Linked DNA regions of Homo sapiens: region 2 is linked to region 1. Evidence: chromatin loops called from intact Hi-C (ENCODE). Cell type or tissue: GM12878. All regions are shown on one strand. Each heading gives the region's core, and the rest is flanking DNA. Links, peaks and the distances in the headings are about the cores only.

Evidence for each region. A loop is a pair of places that touch in the nucleus more often than their neighbours do. Peaks named below come from ENCODE experiments on the same cell type or tissue, not always from the same donor. Only the 100,000 strongest peaks of a DNase experiment are listed, where the experiment ranks them.
Region 2: it touches region 1 in a loop (2.3-fold over the local background); 2 of 110 quality-filtered maps call a loop at or near these places.

What each region holds. Positions count from the first base shown.
Region 1 is chr6:69,830,411-69,841,912 of GRCh38, reverse strand. No RefSeq gene overlaps it. Among named protein-coding and RNA genes, the nearest start is that of COL19A1, 30 kb to the left of the region's middle. In GM12878, for the core only: a CTCF peak has its summit at 6,015; no DNase peak of the experiment used is centred there.
Region 2 is chr6:69,726,634-69,738,135 of GRCh38, reverse strand. It overlaps LMBRD1 (LMBR1 domain containing 1), which reads left to right. Exons shown (of 16, transcript NM_018368.4): 7 at 121-194. Among named protein-coding and RNA genes, the nearest start is that of LMBRD1, 65 kb to the left of the region's middle. In GM12878, for the core only: a CTCF peak has its summit at 5,302 (motif pointing left); a DNase peak (open chromatin) is centred at 5,255.

The DNA.
Region 1 (11,502 bases), core at 2,232-10,231:
TGCCCCAATTTGTAGGAAGCTATCTATAGGTACTTAGGGAGAGGAATCCCCTCCCCACTTTACTGGAAAAGGTAATGGAAAACAGCGTATATGAGGTGGGCAGAACTTTTAATTTGGGAACCATTTGAGAAGCTGCCTTGTGTTTCTGTGAGGAGATGTCATGCCAGTTATGCCAAATATATTTACATATCATCTTCCCGGGAGACAAGGCAATTTTTTTAATGTAGTCATGTACATTCTTTTAAAGTTCTTAGCCAAGTTTATTATAGTGCCAAAGACAACTTGAGATTTGTAATGAGAATAAGAAAAATGTTAATGAAAAATAAATACGTAAGAAACAATCCATACTCTTCCTAGAAGAAAACTTAGGGGAAAAGCTCCTTGATATTGACCTTGATGATTTTTTTGATAACACAGCAAAAGTTCAGGCAACAAGAGCAAAATTAAACAAGTGGCACTACACCAAACTAAAAAGATTCCTAGTAAAAGAAACAGTCAATAAAATGAAAATGCAACCTATAGAATGGGAGAAAATATTTAAAAACCATAGATCTAATAAGCATTAATATCAAAACAATATATGAAACTCACACAACTCAATAGCTAATAAAAACCAAATAGCCAAATTTACAAATGGGCAATGGACCTGAATCAAAATTTGCCAAAGAGGACATGCATATGGCCAATAGAAATGTTAAAAAGTGTTCAACATCATTAATCATCTGGGAAACGCAAATCAAAACCACAATGAGATATTACCTCACACAAGCTGAGAGATAACAAGGGTTGGAGAGGGTGTGGAGGAAAGGAAACCCTTATATATTGCTGATGGGAATGTATATTGGGACAGCTATTATGGAAAACAATGTGGGTGTTCTTCAATAAATCGAAACTAGAAGTACCATATGACCCAGCAATCCCTCTGTTGGGTACATACCCAAAGGAAATGAAATTAGCACCTCATAGAGATATCTGTGCTCCTTTGTTCTTTTCAGCATTATTTATAATAGCCAAGATATGGAAATAATTTAAGTAGCCATCAACAGATGAATAGATTTTTTTAAAAAAATTATGGTATATATCTACAATGGAATATTATTTGGCCTTTAAAAGGAGAGATATTGCCATGTGACAACATGGATGAACCTAGAGGACCTTATGCTAAGGAAGTAAGCCAGACACAGAAAGAAAAAGACTGTATGATTTCACCTATACGTGGAATCTTTAAAAAAATAGTCAAATAAATAAAAACAGTAAAACAGTGGTTACCAGGAGCAGGGAGGGGGAGGAAAAGGGGAGAAGTAGGTTAAAGAGTACAAATTTGCAGTTATGTATGATACGTTTAGAGATACAATGTACAACATGAGGATATAGTTAATAATATTATATTGTATTCTAAAAATGTGTTAAGAGAGTGGATTTTAGGTATTCTCAATTCACTCACACACCCACGGTAACTATGGAAGGTGATGGATATGTAAATTTGTAGTAATCATTTCACTCATTTCATTATGTATATGTGTGTAAAAACACCATGTTATACATCTCAAATATATACAATAAAAATTTTTAATAAGAAACTATAAACAAAATGTATATTAAACGACCACAATGAAAAAAAAAACTTTAAAAGTCAACAAAAGCAACCAACTTTAAAAATTTCTGATGTGTTAAATCTTCAAACACACATGGAATTCACTGGCTAGAAGATACTGAAGCAAATAGTTTTGTAAGAGTGAAAAATGATACATTTATATAGCTAAGAATAGAACTAGCCGTTATAGTACCTAAAATAAAATTACAAGGACTATAAATCTTTATCCTTTAGGGTATACTGCTGGGATTAGAAAGAAAATCTACTTATGATTTATGATCTTAACAGTTCTGAGATTTCTATAAGTGTTTTTTCTTTTTCACTTCTTAAACTTGCTTTGGCCAACCTTACTATGGCATTTGGAGCTTACATTTTGTAGTGGAAATATACCATGTAAGCATGATCCATGTTCAGTGTCTCAGTAACAAATATTCCTTATTAATACATATTACCAAAATACAGCTTCTTGTGAAAAATAAATTTGAGTCTAAGTATTTCAGAGTATAGCAACAGGAAGTGCAAGAAAATGCGGTCCACTATATGTGGATTGAGGTGTTTTATCAGTCAAGTGAGAGTTGGTAGACTTGGCTTAAAAGCACCATGTCATAAAACACAATAGCCAAGTAACATCGGTGTAGGCAGGTTATATACAGACAAAGCATAGCATAGACTATTACAAAAATATAATGAGAAAAAGGATGCTTTCTTTAAGGTCATTTATTAACAGCCCTTAAGTTTGATCTACAGAGAAATTAAAGTGCTGAAGTGAGACAATTACCTGGAAAGACTGGGTAATTAAAAAAGTTTAATTTTTTAAGTTATTCCAGCCTTTATCTACTTTGGTTGTTTATATTCAGATCACTGAATAATCACCCAATTGCCCAGGTAGCTTTGAGTTATAAATGAGCATAAGTTGTTTACCCAGGGCAAAAATAAATGAGTTTTCCACTGTAAGACAGAGCTAGGAAATCAGAAAGGGAGTTGATCAGAACCAAATGTCCTAAAAAGCTTGATGCAGAAGTAGTCAAAGTTGCAATGGCACACAAGCGGAAGTGATGTAAAAAACATCTAAAATAAGGGAAAAAAGATTAATCCCGTGGTGAAATTTCAGTATTTGTGGAGTCTGAATGGAAGAGATATTTTCGTTCTTTTAAAAAAAATTTTTTTGTAAGCTCCTGAATTTCCAAGAAGGCAATTTAAACCAGTCTTTATGAGAAGGCAATAATTTAAAAACAAAAATAGGAGCAGAATTAGAGTAGATTAATAATAATATGAACTAGACCTGTGACCTCCAATATTTGTGTTTCCTGCCCTTAAAATTTCTGATCTAGATTCCTTAACCATCTCAAAGAAATTCTGAAGAAAAAATGGTAAATGAAGGAAAAGCTGTTCACAACACATATTCTCTGATGCTGTCTCCTGATTATAGTCTTATATTCTTTATCTGGGTGGAATGTGCATCATCAATAAAATGTACATGTATTTCATTTCTGACCTCAAATTTTTTTTCACATAGTCTGATAAATGTTTATTCCTTACAAACAGCCATGGTACATTTTATGCCATTAAATTCTAACAACACCTCTATGAGATGCCAAAGTGGTTATTAAACCTATCAGGTAGTATACAAAGAGTTAGCAAAACAGAGGTCAGCCTGAGTTTGAAGCCAGGTTCTGCCTCTTACTAACTGTGGAAGTTTGAGAAGTTACTTAACCTCTTGATGCCTCAGTTTACTCATATGTAAAGTGGGGACAAAAATATTCCCTCCATAAAAGGGTTGTTGTGAGATTTGAGTTAATGCTTATAAAGTACGTGGAGCCATGCCTGGAACATAGTAGGTGCTAAATAACTAGGAGCTGTTAGTACTCTATTTAGAGTTAGATCTAATTTTGAAATCTCAGTTCCATGTGTCTTATAGCTGTGTGCCCTGGGAAAATCCCTTCATTTATTTAACGCCTTCTTTCTTCTTGGATAATTTGGAGATTTAAAAAAATCAAAAAGAAATTTCACAAGGGTGTCATGAAGACTTAATGGGATAAAATGTGTCGCAGTTATTTGTAATGTACAAGGAATAAAAGTTGACCTAGACGGCTAAGAAGTTTTGGCGCCAGAAGTCAACTGTATATATATAATACTAACTTACTTAGACACCAATGTTCACTGACTTTCTGACTCTGGGAGTACATTCCAGATTTGTTCTGTAATAAAGGAAAGTAAAACTGATCCTTAACCCATCAAGGCTCCTGTACTTACCATGGAAAATGACAATGTTAAAAATTACACTTCTGACAAAAGTTACATGTTAACAATAGCTTTTCTTTTCAGTATGAACATCATTCTCAGTTTATGTGATAGTATTGTAATCAAAGGTTCAGAAAAGCTAATGAAATACTATAAAATGTCAACTGTAAAAATAATTTTAGTGGAACGAATTGGAGAAGTGGAAAAGACAAATTGGTTAGGAATAAGACCATCCTAATAATTAGCCATTAGAAAATGGTCTCACTGAGCAAAATAAAGGTCACATGGGGGTCAGCTGCTAAGGTTCTGAATTATCAATCAGAAAGTGGATAATATTCAGAAATCAATGGAGAAACTAAAGACTTTAAGCCATGCAACACAATCAACAATGAATTACACTTACATAAACACTTTCTTCAAGTCTCCAAATACATGGCAATCATGACAAACGAGGCAAAAGTAGGTGGAAGGTTGAGGAAGGAAGAAACTTGGCTTTACATCTGGTGATGGGGCAATTTTAAGAGTTCCTCTTCTGATATGGGTTTTGAATATACCGAACAGGAAATGAAGGTCTTATCCTAAATTCAATGGCATTTCCCTCAAATGGCAAGTGGTTTCTCCAAGATTGTGTCTAGACAAAGGAATCCATGACTGGGTGTGGCAGTACCTGGGCACGTCCTTGTTCATCAGTCCTTTTGGTCAGGGGCTCTGACTTGGTTGTCCTTCTGGCTCCTGCAGTGTCAAGGATGGTTTTGCACAGTAGTCAGTAATTAAGTGTTTAATGAATGAATCTTCATATATGTCTTACCCAGTCATTTATTAAAAACTTGACGGAAAAAATCATCTTCTATTTGTTTATATTCTTCACAGTATATATGGTATAATGAATGTAAACATAGACAATTGTTAAAAATTTAATTGGAAGAGTTTTTATTTGTATTTTTGAGAAATTATGGTATTAATACATATTGTTGATCCCTTAGTGACTAGGAAAATTGTAAATTAAGATCATTTATATCAATTATAAGAAATAAAGCAAATAGTAAAAATGTACAAGTTGATCATTTTCATGTGCTTAAGTTCTACTGTAAAACTAAAATTTATTATGAAAATACTTAGGCTGTTAACTAGGCACTGCCACTGATTAGAGAGTTAAGTTTGGAAATTTCACTTTTATTCATAGTGTGATAGAGTTGGCTATTAGATTAAATGAGATAATACATAGGACAGTACATTGAACAGTATAAACCTAGAATCATGCCATGCTCAATGTAAACAGGCACTAGGAAAGAGACTATAACCAATTTTGGGTTTTCTTTTTTTAATGTCACAATTGTAGTTGTAGAAAACCCGATTGGTTCTAGAATTAGACAAACTTATGGCCAAATCCTTAGAATGGCACTTACTTACTGACTTTGAGGAGTTACTAATCTGAGTGCCAAACTCCTCATATGTAAAAGGGAGGTCATTCACTTATGCCTTCTTAGATTTCTTCAAAAGATAAATATGAAAACATATGTAAAATGTTTAAATCAGTGCCTGGCATGTGGAGTATGCTTGTTTGTGAACATTTTATCCCCCTTCCTATTCTTTTTTTCTGCTCTTCTATCAACATATCCTCAGAAGGGTGGACAGGGAACAATGAGAATATTCAGGAAAGGGAGCAAAAACTGCTATGAAGATGGAAGAAACAACAACCATGTGTTACTACTGGCTCTTCTCCTTCCCCAAAAAGAATTTAGTCTTACTGCCTGTACTTTCTCGCCTTGTTAGGTAAGGTAGCTAGTCTTGATAAAGCAAAGACCTGAATGTTAATTCTGGCCAAGAGTTTGACTTGCATAACACGAAATATTTCCCTTAACTATTACTCTAGGCTTTATTTCTTCATCTGATACTGGTATGTCTCATAATTTTACAAGTGATGGATAAGGGCTGAGAAGTGGGGCAGGAAATAACTAAGGCAATCAAAAGAGAAAAATATGCTTGTAAAGCACTTAGAGCCATGCTAATTCTGAATGTTATCCACTTTCTTATCCCCTAAGAAAGTCTGTGGAAGAAGAAAGAAGAAGAATCAAATATGAAACTCATGAAATACATCCTTAATAAAGCCCTTAAATTCCATTACTCTAAACGTCTGGAATTGACTTGAAGTACTGACAACTGTAGAGCACCATCTAGTTTTGGCCTCTAGAACTGCAACCAAGTCTTCTGATTCTCAATGGTACGTAAAGTTAATTCCCAGCAGGGGGAAGGAAAACTTACTTTTTAGTGTTTTTAGTTTATTGGTTAAAGTTCTAAATTGGCTGTTTCTTCCCCCATTCCCTCAGAAAATAAGCACGCTTTGCAACAGCTGTTGTTCATTTGCCATATTAGAGTTTCTTATGGAAAATAAATCATTCATAGGTAAATATGAAATATAAAACAGATCATAATAGCAAAGGTTTATGTACATTTAAACACAATGATGTCAGTGGTTTCATTATGAACTTCGTTCTCTGGTGCTTATGAATCAGCAGCATAAATTCGCAGTAAGTGTAATCTTGGTGTATAATGAACTCCAGTGTATTTTAGAAACAATCTAATTTTAATAAAATCAGTATTTTATAAAAAGAACAAGATTCCAGTTAACAGTTTTAATACCAAAAGTATCTTTTAGTATTGAATGGAAAATATTTTAAAACAAAATGTTTTTGCTATCTGCATTTTTTCACGGCTTAAAGATTACATTATACATTTCAGCTAATCATTTGTACTGCCCTTTTTGGTCAATTTAAATATTCCTCCAGTTGAGTTTATTGTGCATGTGTAACTATTTAGAAATAATTAAAAGAAAGGAAATAAAATTTTACAAGGGTTTTTAAAAGAATGAGAACACAGATTGATTTAGTTAACTGGAATTTTGTTCATAAAAAGACATCCTTCATGCTTGACAACTCACCATAGTATTCATGTTATATTCCTACATAACCTTTAAAAATATTTATTAGCTACAAAAAGAGTAATCACTTTTGATTATTCTGACAAAAATCTTTGGAAGTTTCACATTGAAAAATGTCATCAATGCTTCAAAATTATAATACTTTAAATTTATGTAGGACAGTAGTATCTCAAAACACTGTTTAATATATCACCTATTATCAACAAGCTTTATGTAAGAGGCCACTTTAAGTGCTTTAACCTATATTTTTCTATTCCTTAATTGTTCTACCTATACTTAATTAAACTTCTGGTTTATTTTTTTCTTCTTGCCGTGTAGTTGAAAATGTGTTTATTACTCTAGGAAAATATTTAACTACCCAATGCCAGGATTCAGTGGCTACTGGGAGCAGCGAAGTCTTAGTATTCAGGCCATTTGACACTTCTCAAGAGCTAAAACATAATTAGGCAATACTGAACCTGATGAAGGGCAAAATAAAGCATCCTTCAGTATAGCCACTTCTACAACACCCTGAAGAATTAGTCTCATCCCAACTGACCCAACCATACACTGTTCTGAAGAGGATTCAACACATTTATCAGTTGTTCTTAAATAATCCCCTTAGTCCAGTTCCAACCTTTCAACATTGTATCATATTGTTAGTTTCTATAGAAATTTTATTTCCAATCTTTTCAAAAATATTGCTTAGGACTGTAATCCAAAGCAAGCATTACTGAGCCACTTCTGGGTAAAAAGTGCACCTATCAGACAATAAGAAAGCAAATTTAGGGGAGCAAGAGGAAAATTGTCAAATCACTGGCTTTCCAGATAAGACAACTCTGAGTTTTAGTAAGGTACAAAATGTGGAATGATCACCTCTGTCAAAATTCAACTAGAATGTTTTGGACATTTGAATAAAATTGGCAGATTTAATTATGCTTTTTATTTTCAAATTGGTTTTTGGGACTCAATGCAAACATTTGAAATGTCAAGGATTTAAGCTATTTGTTAACCAATTTACAAATAGGAGCATATATATCTTACTTTGCAAAGTTACCTAATATGTTTTTTTAAAAAGGTAATTAATTTGTAAATATATATTCTTTTCTCCAAAACAAAATTGCTCTTATCTTATGGTTTTCTACAATACAGAAACAGTCTCTGAATATATAACTGCCTAAAGGTTTCTACTTTTTTATTTTTACTCATCTAGATAAAAAATTCAAAACTAATATATGAACTATAGTGCTCCTGTGCGGTGAATACTCCAAAAGGGCAAATTTCTTAGAATCATTAGAAATACAAAAGTTAAAGAGAAAAGCAAATAAAAGTTGAGGGGGATCGAATCTTTATGGAATTACTGCAGCAGTTGGTAGATAAGACAATTAGGCCACATTGATAGAGAAACAAATGCACAAACACATGGAACTTTGATCAATCATCTAAAGTTGTTTCTCTTGAGATCATGATGAATAAGCTTACAATATCTGATGAGAAAGAATCCTAAAACAGGTACAATCATCCCTTGGTATCTATGGGAGATTAGTTCCAGGGCCTCCCTCAGATACCAAAATCTGAGGACGCTCAAGTCCCTGAAATAAAATGGGCTACTATTTGCATATCGCTTATGCACATTCTCCTGTATACTTTAAATCTCCCATAGATTACTTATAATAGCTGATACAGTGTAAATGCTATGTGAGTAGTTGTTAGACTGTGTTCCTTAGGGAATAATGGCAAGAAAAAAAGTCAGTATAAGTTCAGTACAGATGCAAATATTTTGATCCATCATTGGTTAATTCCAAGGACATGGATCCCATGAATACAGAGGGCCAATTATACTATGTTTTGGGAACTACTCTTTTTTTATATAATTTTTTAAATTAAAAAAAATAAAGACAAGGTCTCACTATGTTTCCCAGGCTGGTCTTGAACTCCTGTGCTCAAGCGATCCACCTGCCTAGGCCTCCCAAAGTGTTGGGATTACAGGCGTGATCCACCTTGCCTGGCCAAGGAACTTCTCTTTTTTTGTCTTGTTTTTCTTAAGTTGGTTTTGTCTCTGGTTATTGCTAGAGGGAATTTGTCTCTAATTCTAAATTTCTCTGGGAAAAGCAACTTTCTATTAGTAAAAATGTTAATGAATTACCAATGATATCTTGAAACTACAAAAGTGTTCCATGTTAAATGTGCATTTTATAATGATAGAAACAATCCAAGTCTTGAATTACATGGAATCTTGTCTATCAATGTTGATTTGCTATTAGAGAGTGACCAGACAGTGACAAGAGCAAAAAATTGAAAGCAGGCAGAAAGAATCAGCTAAAGCACAGAGTTGAAAGAGGTGCAGAGGCCAATCTCAGTAGCAAGTCATAGCTGACAGAATGTGTAGAATGCTGGCATAGCAGGATGAGATATGTCATTTCATGTCTCTTGAGAAACATGACAACCCCATAGATGTAGCACACTTCTCATTGATTTCTATTTATCCTTTAAACTAGAATAGGCAGCACAACACAGAACTGTAGTAGTCTATCCAAACATTTTCCCTTTTATATTTACATTTTCCATGAAAATAAATTCAATGAAACCTGAACAATAAACCTAAATAAAGCTAATGGAAATGATTAAATCTATCAAGTGAAATTTAATTTCTCATTGGTTTATACTCCTCTTTATAAATTCTGGAACCACTGGACATCTATTGGAATGTTCAGTGGTGTAAATTCTGGAACCATTGAGTATAGAAATGTTGAAAAATTGAAAATCCTCATATCATCCCTATGATACTTTTGATCCAATCCTCTACAGTTTTAAAACAAGAGTCCATGATTTGTCATTTTGTTCTGTTATAAATTTATGTGACACATGGAGGTTTTTGCTAATTATTAGATAGGATATAAGTCATTCAAAATTAATATATCTACTAATATCCACTATTAAAAAATGCAGACCAAATCAAGGAGTTTGGGTTTTTCTTTCTTTTTTTTGTTTTGTCTGCCACAGTGTAGTGCACCTTATGGTCACCTAACACAACAGTTTCTTTTCCATGTTTGTAGAATTCCCACCACATGAGGCAGAACTTGCCTCCCACCATTAAAGTTGAAAATATGAAATAGTCTCTTTCCCAGCTAAGTGCACAGCACAGGTGGCAATTGTGTTTTCACCAGACTACATTTACGGTGTGATTTAATCATTGTTTCTTGCTGCATAGCCTTTAAGTTGTGTGAGTTCCCCAATACCTGTTTAACAAATCCATTTTCTGCTTAAATCAAGCAGGGTTAGTTCGTTGGCCGAATGATAGAGCAAATGAAGAGACATGGTTGCAGACCACAGTCTATCATGACAAAGGAGGGAAGCAAAGGGTCTAATATGTGCCCGGGTGGAATGGAAAACAGTGAAAATCCTGTTTATATTAATTGATAGGACTTCAGAAATCACAGCATCAAATTATTTACTAAATCATCTAGGACGAAATACCCACTGAATACAAGGCTTTGGGGAAATAAGTGGCCAATCCCCAGGAGTAGTTTGAAGGGCTTGAAGAATTGAGAGACTTAATTCTTGGGAAAGGGTAGTTATTTCTAATGGTACCACTCATACATAAAGAGAATGACAAGGTGAGGGAGGATAGCTAAGGATCTCTCTGTCCTACATTTATGGGGCAAATTTATGCATTTGTATGATTTTGTTTCCTGGACATATATTGCTCTCAAGAAAATTTACAGTGGCATGGGTGCCCGATGGAGCACTAGTACGGGCTAAAGTCACTCTTTTCACAATATATTCAGCTTGAATTTTGAATGATTTCCCCCATATTGGAAAGAGTCAGGTACAATTAAATAATTAAATCCAAGATAGATAAGAAAGGAAGTAAAAGAACATGTAATCCTTAACTGTGTTAAAATTTCCACTTCAAGATAAGTGAATTGTGTCATTAGTTAGGCAGGTTAAGGTATAGGGCATGCTCCAGCACTTGAAAATGCAGAGTGCAATAGAGAAGTTGGGAACAAAGAGTGAGCAGGAAGCTGAGGACAAGCATACAGGAGAAAGGTAACTTGACAGCAAACATTGGCCTCAATGAGAGGAACAAGTGTTTAAAGACGACTCAAACAAGACTCAAGTAAGCATTGACACCAACTTAATCTCAAATGCAGGGTTTAGCAGCAAGGGAATCTGATTAGTTGTTCAATTTGTAAGTTGGCAGAATCCCCACCCCTTCACATTTCCTAGGGAACGGGGACTTACAGTATTACAATTCGCTAAGTCAACGAGACCTCGATGACTGGCTTTCATTTAAGTTGATGTCTCAGGAGGCTCAACTGTTTAAGATTTTTTAAAAAGAACTGAGATAACTAAGGACTAACATATACATGTGAAAGTGGGAACCCAACCTATTAACTCAGGCCTATATTGAAGATGAGTAGGGAATACAAGGATTTAACGTTACCATAGATACTTTACCAATAGCACAGGAGTTTTTGGTCAGCACAAGAGTTGTGCAGTGCAAACAGATTCCTAATATCAGAGAGAAGGCCATTTCCAAAGTCCCTGATAACAAAATTTCCCGCTTCAACTAGGACTCTTCAAGACCTAGACTGAAATTGATTTTTTAAATTGTGTGGCATCCATTTGTATGGCACAGCATTCACTGAAGAAAACAAAACAAGTCAAGGGTTGAAAAATTGCCTAAGATGTTGTTTAAAAGATTTTGCTGTCATGTTTTAGAGATCACAGGGAATAAGAGTTTTTC
Region 2 (11,502 bases), core at 1,711-9,710, 100 kb after region 1:
ACATATTGGTTTTTATTTCTTCAAAATGTGTAAGCAGCTCAGCTTTCTATGTTGATTTGCTAAATATAAGGATTTGAGTAGTATATATGTACATTTTTAACAGTTTTTCTTTCTTCACAGATGGTTTAGCTGCATTGTCATTTTCTATCAGTTCTCTGACCTTGATTGGAATGTTGGCAGCTATAACTTACACAGTAAGTGAAATGGGGATAATTGAGTTAAAATTGCCTTATAAAACAATTTTTTTACCTTAGTAATTTATTAAACTTTATTCTGTTTTCCTTTATAATATTTTGATTCTTTTTCAATTTTTCTTCAGTTTTCTTTACTTAAGGGTAAAATTTTAACTACTTAGCCATCATCATTTTAGCTGTATTTGTGCAATTTCATAATCAGAAATTTTATAACTTATGAACCTTGAAGGTGGTTATATACTGTTATAATAATCTATGCTTATAAATCTATATAATAGATTTATAATACCTGATATGCTTATAAATCTATATGCCTATAGATTTATAAGCATATTAATAGATTTATAATATAAGCATATAATATATAATATAAGCATATTAATAGATTTATAAGCATATTAGAACTCTGAACCATAGACCATATCTATTACTGGTTTTGCAGATTTACTCTACTTGGGGATATAGGGCTTTTAAAATCAGATATTTTATATAACTTGATACTTCTCTTTTATATGAAATCTGTTCTTATACTCCCAGACTTTTTTCCCCTCAGTCTTCCTGGAAGTGGTAAGGTGTGAATTATAAATGACTGACCAAGTTGTATACAGACTTCTCTTTGAGTCTTTTGCTCACATTGTAGATAAAAAGCTAGTAATAAATGCTTCTTTATTACCTATCTTGAGAGTTGTATAAGCAGCATTAATATTATCTGGAACCTTTCAGATTAATGAAGTTTATGTTGAAGCACTCTTAATTCTTGCAAAGATGAAAATTCTGGTTACAAAGGAAACATTTTTGGGTATTTTCTTAAGATGTCTTCCTTTAGACATAAAGGAAATGGCTATTATCGTAAGAGCAGAATTTAGTTTTGTCACATGATCATTCACGTGCCATAATGTATAATAAAAGAACCCCAAAAGACATACATTTCAATATCTTACAGGTGCTTACTTGGGTACTCAGTTTTATTATTCATTGAAATTTTTGTGTTTTTATGTGATACCACATAAGGAACTTGTCATCTAATATCATTGGGTGATTATCCTTCTATCTCACAGAATGTACAGCATAGTAGTTGTCTTTTAAGAAGTAGTCACAAGTTAATAACAAATTAGGAATTAGACCTGGATTTTAACTGCTATTATTCTGTGACTGATCTGCTATGCTAATCTTGGGTTTGTCCTTTAACCTTTCTGGATCAGTGTCTTCCCTATTAAATGGAAATAGAAAATGTTCCACAGGGATTTTTGAAGGTCAAATGATACTATTTGTAAAAGTGCTTTGAAACCTTTAGAGAAATGAGGATATAGCAATCAATGAAACATAAGTCAGGAGAAAAAAATAGAGAGAAATTCAGTATGTAATGTCAATGTCAAGAACTATGAAGGACCTAGGATATTTACCCTACTTGTAACCTGCCAGTTTTGTGGATGACAACTGAAGATGTAAGACTTCTACTCACAGCAATAGCAGTAGCCATAGGATCAACTTTTTTGTGTGTTGGTTCCCGGAGTCCCAGTTCCCTTAGGGCAATGGGGAGAGAACTAGATGAGACCTGCACATAATAGAGTGTATTGTAGAAGAGGAACCCTGAGCTTAGGGAAGCTGAATCTTTTATAATGGATGGTAAGCATGCCTGTCCTTTGCTCCAGGGAAAGATATTTTCTGCATCTACCAAGACTATTTGCTATACAAAGATCTTTGAAAAGATAGTACAGAAAAAAAAAGTGGTGGGTCGGCGGAGGGGGGGTCAATTAGCTCCTGGCTTGCAAAATATGCAGAAATGAAAGATGCGTGGAGATGTGTCTCCCAGTGGTCAATTGGTAGATACTATGAGGAAAAATAAGGCAGCATAAGTAGATAGACAGTAGTAGAGGCTGAGACTACTGTAAAGATCAGGAATAGTTTCTAACATCTGAACAGAGACCTGAATGAAGTGAAAGTAAGCCATGACAGAAGAGTAAGTGTGAGGATCCTGAGGTGGGCACATACATGCTATATTCAGATACTAGCAAGGAGGCAAAGCCATTGTGGCTGGAATTCAGTTGACAAGGGGGAGTAGTAAAAGTTTCATTGAGAGGTAGCAAGAGGCCATGTCATGTGAGCTTTATAGTCCACAGTTAGGGTTTTGAAGTTTATACTGATTGAGTTTTGAAGCCCCTGGAAGTTTTTAAATGGAAAAGGCATGGGCTCTGACAAACATTTTAACAGTATCACTCTGGTGGCTCCGAATTAAATAAGCTATGAGGGTAGCGAGTGGGAGTGGAGAAAATAAGATGTTACTAAAACTATTTGAAAGAGAGCTTCTTTGTAGGAATGATATTATTGGAAAGAAACATTTTAAACTAATATTTTATATTTAAATGGAAACTTTGAAAATTATTTAAATCAATTAAACTGACATAGTATTCATACTGAATTGGTTAAGCTATCCTTAAAAGAACTTCACTTTTCTAGAATACAGCAGGTCCTCAAATAACATCTTTTTTTTTTTTTTTATGTTGTTTTCCTATAATGTTGATGTGAAAAAAGAACAGTTTCTGGCTAGGGCCACTGTGTGGAGTTTGCATGTTGTTTCCATGTCTGCGTGGGTTTTCTCTGGGTACTCTGGTTTCCTCCCACATTCCCAAGATGTGCGTATTAGGTGAATTGGTATGTCTGAAATTGTGCCAGTAGGAGTTAGTGTAGGTATGTGTGAGTGCACCCTGCAGTTGGAATGGCATCCTGTCCAGTGTTGGTTCCTGCCTTGCAACCTGAGCTAGTGGGATAGGCTCCAGCCACCCGTGACCCTGAACTAAGAATAAGTGGCTTGGAAAATGAATGAGCAAATGAATGCAAATTATTGTAAAATAAAAATTCATGAAGTATACTACATACAAGTGCATAACAATAATTGCAATACAAAAGCGTTCAGCTAGCCCAACACTGTTGTTTCTTTGTTTTTGTTTTTGAACTGTGTGGTGGTAGGAGGAGCTCTTTATAATTTTCACTTTGCAAACATTTATTCCTTAATTTAACCCACTATGACCACAACCATCGTCACTCACTAATTCACCAAAAGTTGAGTATTTTGTTTTTATTAATCTTTCCTAAATGTATGTAGAGCTTACATTTATTTCAGTATTTAATATTAGAAGTGCTTTGAATCTTTATTTAGAAGTTTGGTGATGTTCTTGTGACCAGAAATATGCAATAGGAAGTTAGCTTTTGTTTACGTCAATTAGTCTGTAGTAAAATTGGTTTTGTTGCCAGGCACAATGGCTCACGCCTGTAATCCCAGCCCTTTCGGAGACCGAGGTGGGCGGGTCACCTGAGGTCAGGAGTTTGAGACCAGCCTGGCTAACATGGTAAAACCCCATCTCTACTGAAAATACAAAAATTAGCCGGGCTTAGTGGTGGGCTCCTGTAATCGCAGGTACTCGGGAGACTGAGGCAGGAGAATCGCTTGAATTCGGCAGGCAGAGGTTGCAGTGAGCCGAGATTGCGCCATTTCACTCCAGCCTGGGAGACAAGAGCAAGACTCCGTCTCAAAAAAAAAAAAAAATTGGTTTTGTTATACATCCTTTCACTTAAAGTCCCAGTTTCCAAGAATCCATTGATGACGTTATGTGATGATTTACTGTATAGAGGGCTGGGCTGAAGGATATTGATAAAACAACCAGAGGACCTTATAATGGGATTGAGGGTGGGAACCAGGAACACATAGAAGAGTTGCTAAATAGGTAGAGAGGGGCCACTTAAGGCCTAAGGCCAAGGGAGAGATTCCGATGTAACAGCCCACTAAGATCCAACTTCCTAGCAGTTATTGGTTTTCTTTAAGCAGCATAAACAATAAAATTATAATAATTGGTGTGGAGAGGCTGAAATGTGGATCTCAAGTCCATGGGCCTCCTGACCTACTTTCCCATCTAAATTTCTTCATCTTTATAGTGGTATGATATTTAAGTAATAAAGTAGTGAGGATTTAATTAAATAATCCACCAAGTCTTGGAATCTACTGGCCACTTAATAGTCACTATTAGCTTAAACAGTTGAATATTCACAGTTTCATATGGTTCAAACTATAGTTCCCACCTCTTTCCTCTCTCAGTGAAAATAAACCAAATGCAAAAAGCAGTTGTATCATGATCAGTGAGAATGTTTCTTATTCAAAGGTAAGTCAAAAAGGCATTCATAATTGAATGGTGGTTAGTTGGGGTTGGGGGAGTGTGGATAGAGAGATAATATCATTCGAATAGCACTACAAGTACTCAAAGCTCAGGTTTTGCTGCCAAGCCATGATTTGGCCAGTTTTAATACCTGTGGTGTATAGAGGGAGGGGAAGAGGAAGGTAGATGATACCCTGTTCAAGAGGGGCATCATGGTGTGTATAGCTGAGCTCTGGTCATGAATGTTGAGTTTGTTTAAAATCTATTACCTGATCCCAAGCTTCCCCATCTGTAAAAATGAGCCAATAATACTTACCGAAATTTTAGTAAAAATTCAGTGAAAACCAACAATTTATAGATATGTGGTTTTATTGTAGATAGGTAGTTAAATAGTATAATTATCATATTTGCTTGTAGTTGGGATACAAAGTTTTCTCCTAACTTACCTTGGAAAAGGTTGAGAACTGGACTTTCCTTGTGGCACCTTGAAAGAGGGTATAGAAAATATGCATGAGGACTAGAATAGGTTTAATCTTAATTAAAGTACCCAGAGTGGGAAATTAATACTTGAGTACTTTGACCCTAAATATAATATGAAATGTAAAAATCATGTTTGTTATGGAATTTGTAACTGAATTTTTTTTTTGTATTGAGGCTAGAGAAATTTTTTTATCTTATGTGTCAGTCAAGTGTGAATTTCTTAGTTATGTATTATTGTTTATTTTTGAAACTAGTTGATTATTTAAATTTTACTGATTCTGACTACTGTACCCTGTATTAATCAATGCCAAATAATTGGACAGTGAGCTTTAGGAGAAGGAGGTCAAACAGCATATTAGTTTGCCTATTATTTTAAGCTTACATTGAAAGGGAATTGATACTTACTAAATTTAAAAAAGTAAAACTTAACAGGCACGGATATATATGTAGATATTCTAATTTTTTGGTGCCACCAAGTGGGGAAATGTTGAATAATGATGTCTTCAGCAAAATGTATCGTATGGACCAGTGAACTGCCTATAGAAGCAGTGACTGCTAAATTGTTTACTATATACCTCTATCCATAAAACTTTAAATATGTCCACCAGGATATTTATGATTATAAATACATATTTACATATTATTATGCTAATCTTTGTACATTTAATGTAAAATATAAACTAATAGGTTAAAGAACATTAAAGTGATAAAGATTCAAATATAGAAATAAAACATTTAATATTTTCTTCTTGTACCCATCAAATGTTGGTTTGCCTCCATGTCTTAGTTCAGGTCAGTATAACAGATGTACCATAGACTGGGTGGCTCAAACAACAAACATTTATTTCTCATGGTTCTAGAGACTGGGAAGTACAACATCAAGGTGTCTGGTGTCTGGTGAGGGCCCTCTTCCTTGATTTGCAGTTGGCTGTCTTCTCATTCTATGCTCATATGATAAAGAGCAGGGAGAGAGAGGAAGCAAGCTCTATTGTGACCCTTCTTATAAGGGCATTAATCTTATTTATAAGGGATTCACCCTCATGACTCAGTTATCTCTTGAAAACTCCACCTACAAATATCACACTGGGGATTAGATTTCAACATACGAATTTTAGGGGAAAACAAACATTCAGTTCATGTTACAACACCTTATGAATCACAGCAGTGGTTCTCAATAATATTTAGAGAAAGAAATTCCCTTTAAAAGTCAAATTTCTCAGCCTATGTGATAGCATATTTCACTGAATATATGCTACCGATTGTAAGGTGCACCGTTACTTTATGTGTCACTATAAGGAAAAATCTGACAAGTTTTTCTTAATCATTTATAATCTTTGTTTTATATTTAGTGAGTGAGATTTGTTGGATTTGTCTGCATTCATAACAAGGAAAATATGAAATGAAAGGCGTTCCTAAAACTTTATATTTGGAGTGTGAGAATTCTATATCACTTTTTGAATTGGTTATTGATGTTCATGTTTTACTATACGACACAGATGGTTTTTGACTTACAGTGGAGTTACATTCTGTTAAATCCATCGTAAGTTGAAAATATTTTCAGTTTGAAAATGCATTTAATACACCTAAACTACTGAATATCATAGCTTAGTTTAGCCTATCTGAACATAATAGCTTAGTTTAGCTTATCTTAAACTTGCTCAGAACACTTACATTAGCTTACAGTTGCACAAAATTATCTAACACCAAGCCTATTTTACAATAAAATATCAAATATTTTCTTATGTAATTTATTGACTACTGTACTGAAAGTAAAAAAGAATGGTCTCATACCATCACAAAGTATGAAAATCCTAAGTTGAACCATTGTGACATGGGAACCAACTGTATTGTCTTTTATTTTTATTGATACATAATAGGTATACACATTTTCCAGGTACATGTGATAGTCTGAGGTGTTCATATAATGTGTAATGATCAAATCAGGGTAATTGGAATATCCATCACCTTAAACATTTATCTTTATGCCAGGAATATCTGAATTATTCTCTTCTAGCTATTTGGAAATATACAATAGATTATTGTTGACTGTAGTCACCCTACTGATCTATTGAACACTAGGTTGTATTTTGTCTATTTAACTGTACTTTTGTACCCATTAATCAAGCCTCTCTTCATCTCCCCTCCCTACTCCCTACCCTTAACGGCCTCTACTCTTTTAGTCATTAGTTGTAGTCACTGTGTTAGGTGAAATAAGCTGGACTCAGAAAGACAAGTTTCACATGTTTTCGCTCATACACAGAAGCTAAAAAAGTGTATTGTCTTTTATGCTATCAAGAGAATTGATGTGCAGCTTTTCTTGTGTGTTCTATTCTTATCTCTGGGATTTTCTTCGAAGCTGCCAACACACCTATCCTGTAAATTTAAGATGTTTTGCTGTTGTTTCTTGTCTTGCCATATAGAAGGGAATCCTTTTGCATATACCTAAGCAGAAAAATGCTTCTCTTTTGGATATCTTCCTTTCTTAAGCTTATGAAGCACTTGACTGTTGCTTTTTAAGAAAATACAGAATTATGCCCATTATTCTAATGAATATTTTCTTTACTACCGATGCATCTTCATTCTCTTTCTCCTGACTTACACATTAACTTTTTGCTTTAATGTCAAATCATATTATCTTTTAAGACATAAGTGGCAATTAAACTCAATAATTGTACCAAGAATGCATGTAATTCAACTGAAGTGACTGTAATGTAACTTGCTGTGACCAAATTTGTGAATGTGCATGTAGCGACAACTATGTCATGGCTTCTGCCTAGCCTTCAATTATATGATGCCTTCAATTTTTAGATGCATCCAAATTTCACTGATATTAAATGTAAGAAAATATATACGTCTTAGACTCAGTGAATACTTAAAAGGAAAGTCTTGAGTACCTGTGTTGTTTCATTAATCATAATAACATGTACATCTTTGAATAATAGATTTCACAAATATGTGGAAGACATTTATTAAGTCTACAGGTAGTATTTAGTGTTGACCCTTTACAATAATCTAAGGCCTGCAGAGTTGGAAACCAGCATTCCAGATAAAGGAGAGAGATATGTAAAGAAAACGTGCCCTTCTAAACTGAGCGGTAAAAGAAGTTATTAGGAATGTAGTTTGTATATATTATTTTAAAACATTTTAGTTTTCAAATACAGTTGGTGATTTATTCTTGGAAGTCAAAATAAATTTGGAGACAATTAGGGCCAACCTATTAATAGAAGCATTTTAAACTATACAATCTCTTTAGTTTTCTGATTTTTTTTTCTGGAAATTCACTAGAGGGCAGTAGTAAGTAATAAAAGTTTTGTGTTTCTGAAAAGGATAGCCTTTTTGTACATTAAAAAAAAAGTCTGAAGTGAAGTTCGTGAAGTTCAAAAGATTGTTGTTTAAAGACCTTAAAAGTTATAATGTTTTATATAAGGTCTATGTCAAGCTTATCATAATCTAAATATTGTAGTTAAATTTCCTGATAATTATTGAAAATGCAGTCCAAAAACAAGCTAAAAGCTTGGTAACCAAACGATGGCACCTTTCTTCTACGTTGTCTTCGGACAATTAAAAATTTAAAAATAGTGTTTTGTTCTGGTCTTATGTTACCGCAAGTTGTTACCAGAAACTTTTTTATTTTATAAAATATTTTAAATTAAGCTATTTAGAAATTCAGTTCAGCTCTTCTAATAAGTATATCAATTCCATTTAAGGAAATAACTTTGTGTGAATTAAGAGCTGTCTCTTCCTAAAAGCTTATTGGTCAATTATTATCTTCTTGGAGAAATTATTTTATTAATTTAATAATAAATGTTTGTTCTTGAAACAAAGGTAGGAGGAAAAAGAATTGGGACTTAGTCATTACATACCAGATAGTCTACTGTAGTTGTTATTAGTCTGGCCTAGAAATCTGTTCAGCCAAGTTTGGCAGATCTAGTGATAAAACAAATGTGCAGATGAATAATGTTAATATACCTATGCGTTATAATTGAGTTATAAGCAAGGGACATTTACAAGTCAGGGAAGGTTTCTCAGACGTATTGTAATTAAACCGAGACCTGAAGGGCATTAACAGTTGTTAATGAAATAAGATGAGAAGGTGGGCATTCTAGATGAGGGCACTACATGGAATAAAATGTGTATGTTGGACAAAGCCTAAAGTAGCATAAAATTGTAGTGTTTTAAGAACTATGAACAATTCAGAAGCATGAGATAAAGTTAACAAGTTGGTAGGGATCAGGTCATGAAGTGCTTTATATGTAGAATTACATTAATTAGAGTCTTTTCCCAATACCAACCAATAATTGTACCTTTCATAAAAAAAAAATAGCAAAACAACTTTTTAAAACAATTTTATATGTTCATATACATATAGAGGTTGGGAACAAGTAGAATTGCTCTGGTTAAAGTAGCAGCAGATTCCTGCATGGCTAGCTGCCTTATCTTCTGTAGTGGCCCTAGTGGCACCTTTCCAGATTCCTAGGAACTCATACCAGAATGCTTTGAAAAATACATTTATTAGTCCTGTAGAATCTTAAAGGATGTTAATTAGAGGAATGACATATATTGACTTGGGTATTAGAGTGAGATCACTTTAGAAACAGTGTAGAAGATGGATTTGTAGAAATTGAGACCAGCAGACCAGTTTAGGATAATTCAGAAGGCCTTGTGTTTGACAGTAGACTGTAAATAAGGGCCATGTTGTTAATACTGACTAGAGCAAAAGGTTCCTTGGGAAACAGTATCGAGTACTGCAGTTAGTGCATTCAGGGAACCTAATCCATCCAACACAGAATAACAAGCATTGAGGACAAATAGGCCTAGATTGGAGGTGGTTGAGGGGACAGGGAAACATACCTGCATATAAGCTGGGCTTAGCAAAATATTGCCATGGCATTTTGTTGTAAAAAGCAACATTCTTTTGGATTATGAAAATAATATGAATGATGTGGTTTGGCTGTCTGTCTCTACCCAAATCTCATGTTGAATTGTGATCCCGAGTGTCGGCGGTGTGGCCTGGTGGGAAGTGATTGGATCATCGGGGTAGTGTCTAATGGTTTAGCACCATCCTCGTAGTACTGTCTTGGGATAGAGTTCTCACGAGATCTGGGTGTTTAAAAATCTGTAGCACCTCCCACTTCACTCTCTTCTTCCTGCTCCAGCAACATATAACGTGCTGGCTTCCCCCTTGCCTTCTGCGACAATTATAAGTTTCCTGAGGTGTCCCTAACCATGCTTCCTGTACAGTTGGTGGAATCGTGAGCCAATTAAACCTCTTTTCTTTATAAATTACCCAGTCTCAGGTAGTTCTTTATAGCAATGTGAGAACGGACTAATACAATGAGTAATGAGAATTGGTAAATAATCATATAATACTATATATTAATCAGAGTCTTAAATTATTCTGTTACTTTTTATCAATAATGTTTAAAGAATATGGAAGTACTAGAATAACCAAATTAAATAGGTTAAAATGATAATAAGGATAGGAAAATCCTATAAGGAAATGTTAAAGGAACTATCAGGTACTTTAGTTCCCATAGGCTTTATTCTTTGTATTTTTCAATGTTTTGAGGATATATAATTTAATATTAAAAATATAAACGAGATGCTTTTAATTTTAAAAAATATATTTAGAGGGTGCAAGTGCAGTTTTCTGACATGCATATATTGCATTGTGGTGAAGTCTAGGCTTTTAGTGTAGCCATCACCCAAATTGTGAATGTTGTACCCAGTAGGTAACTTTTCAACTTTACAATATACATTTTAAACCCAATTATATATTTTTCCTTTTATATTTCACCAAAGTATACATTTTGAAAGTATACATTTGATAAAAATTGAGGTAATTAGAGGGAAATTACTCTACAGGTTGAGTATCCCTCCCTAATCTGAAAATCCAAAATCTGAAAGCTTTCAAAATTTGAAACTTTGAGCTCAAAAGAAATGTTCCTTGGAACACTTTTAAAAATTATTTTTAATTTTCGTGGGTACGTAGTAGCTGTATAGATGGAGTACATATTTTGGTATAGGCATGCAATGCATAATAATCACATCATGGCAAATTCGGTATCTCTTCTGTCAAGCATTTATATACTTTGTGTTACAAACAGTCCAATTATATTCTTTTAGTTACTTAATTTAATTTAATTATTTACTTTTGAGACAGAGTTTCACTCTGTTACCAGGCTGGAGTGCAGTGGCGCGATCTCAACTCCCTGCAACCTCCACTACCCGGGTTCAAGAAATTCCGTCTCCTGCCTCAGCCTCCCGAGTAGCTGGGACAACAGGTGCTTGCCACCACACCCGGCTCATTTTTTGCATTTTTAGTAGAGATGGGATTTCACCATGTTGACCAGGCTGTTCTCAAACTCCTAACCTCAAGTGATCCACTCGCCTCAGCCTCCCAAAGTGTTGGGATTACAGGCATGTGCCACCTTGCCCAGCCAGTTATTTTAAAATGTACAACGAAATTATTATTGACTATAGTTCACCTGTTGTGCTTTCAAATACTGGGTCTTACTCATTTTTTTTTTTTTTTTGTACCTAGTAACCATCCTTACCTGCCTCCCACTGCCTCACTACCCTTCCCAGCCTCTAGTAACCATCCTTCAATTCTCTGTTTCCACGAGTTCAATTGTTTTGATTTTTAGATCCTACAAATAAGTCAGAACATGTGATGTTTG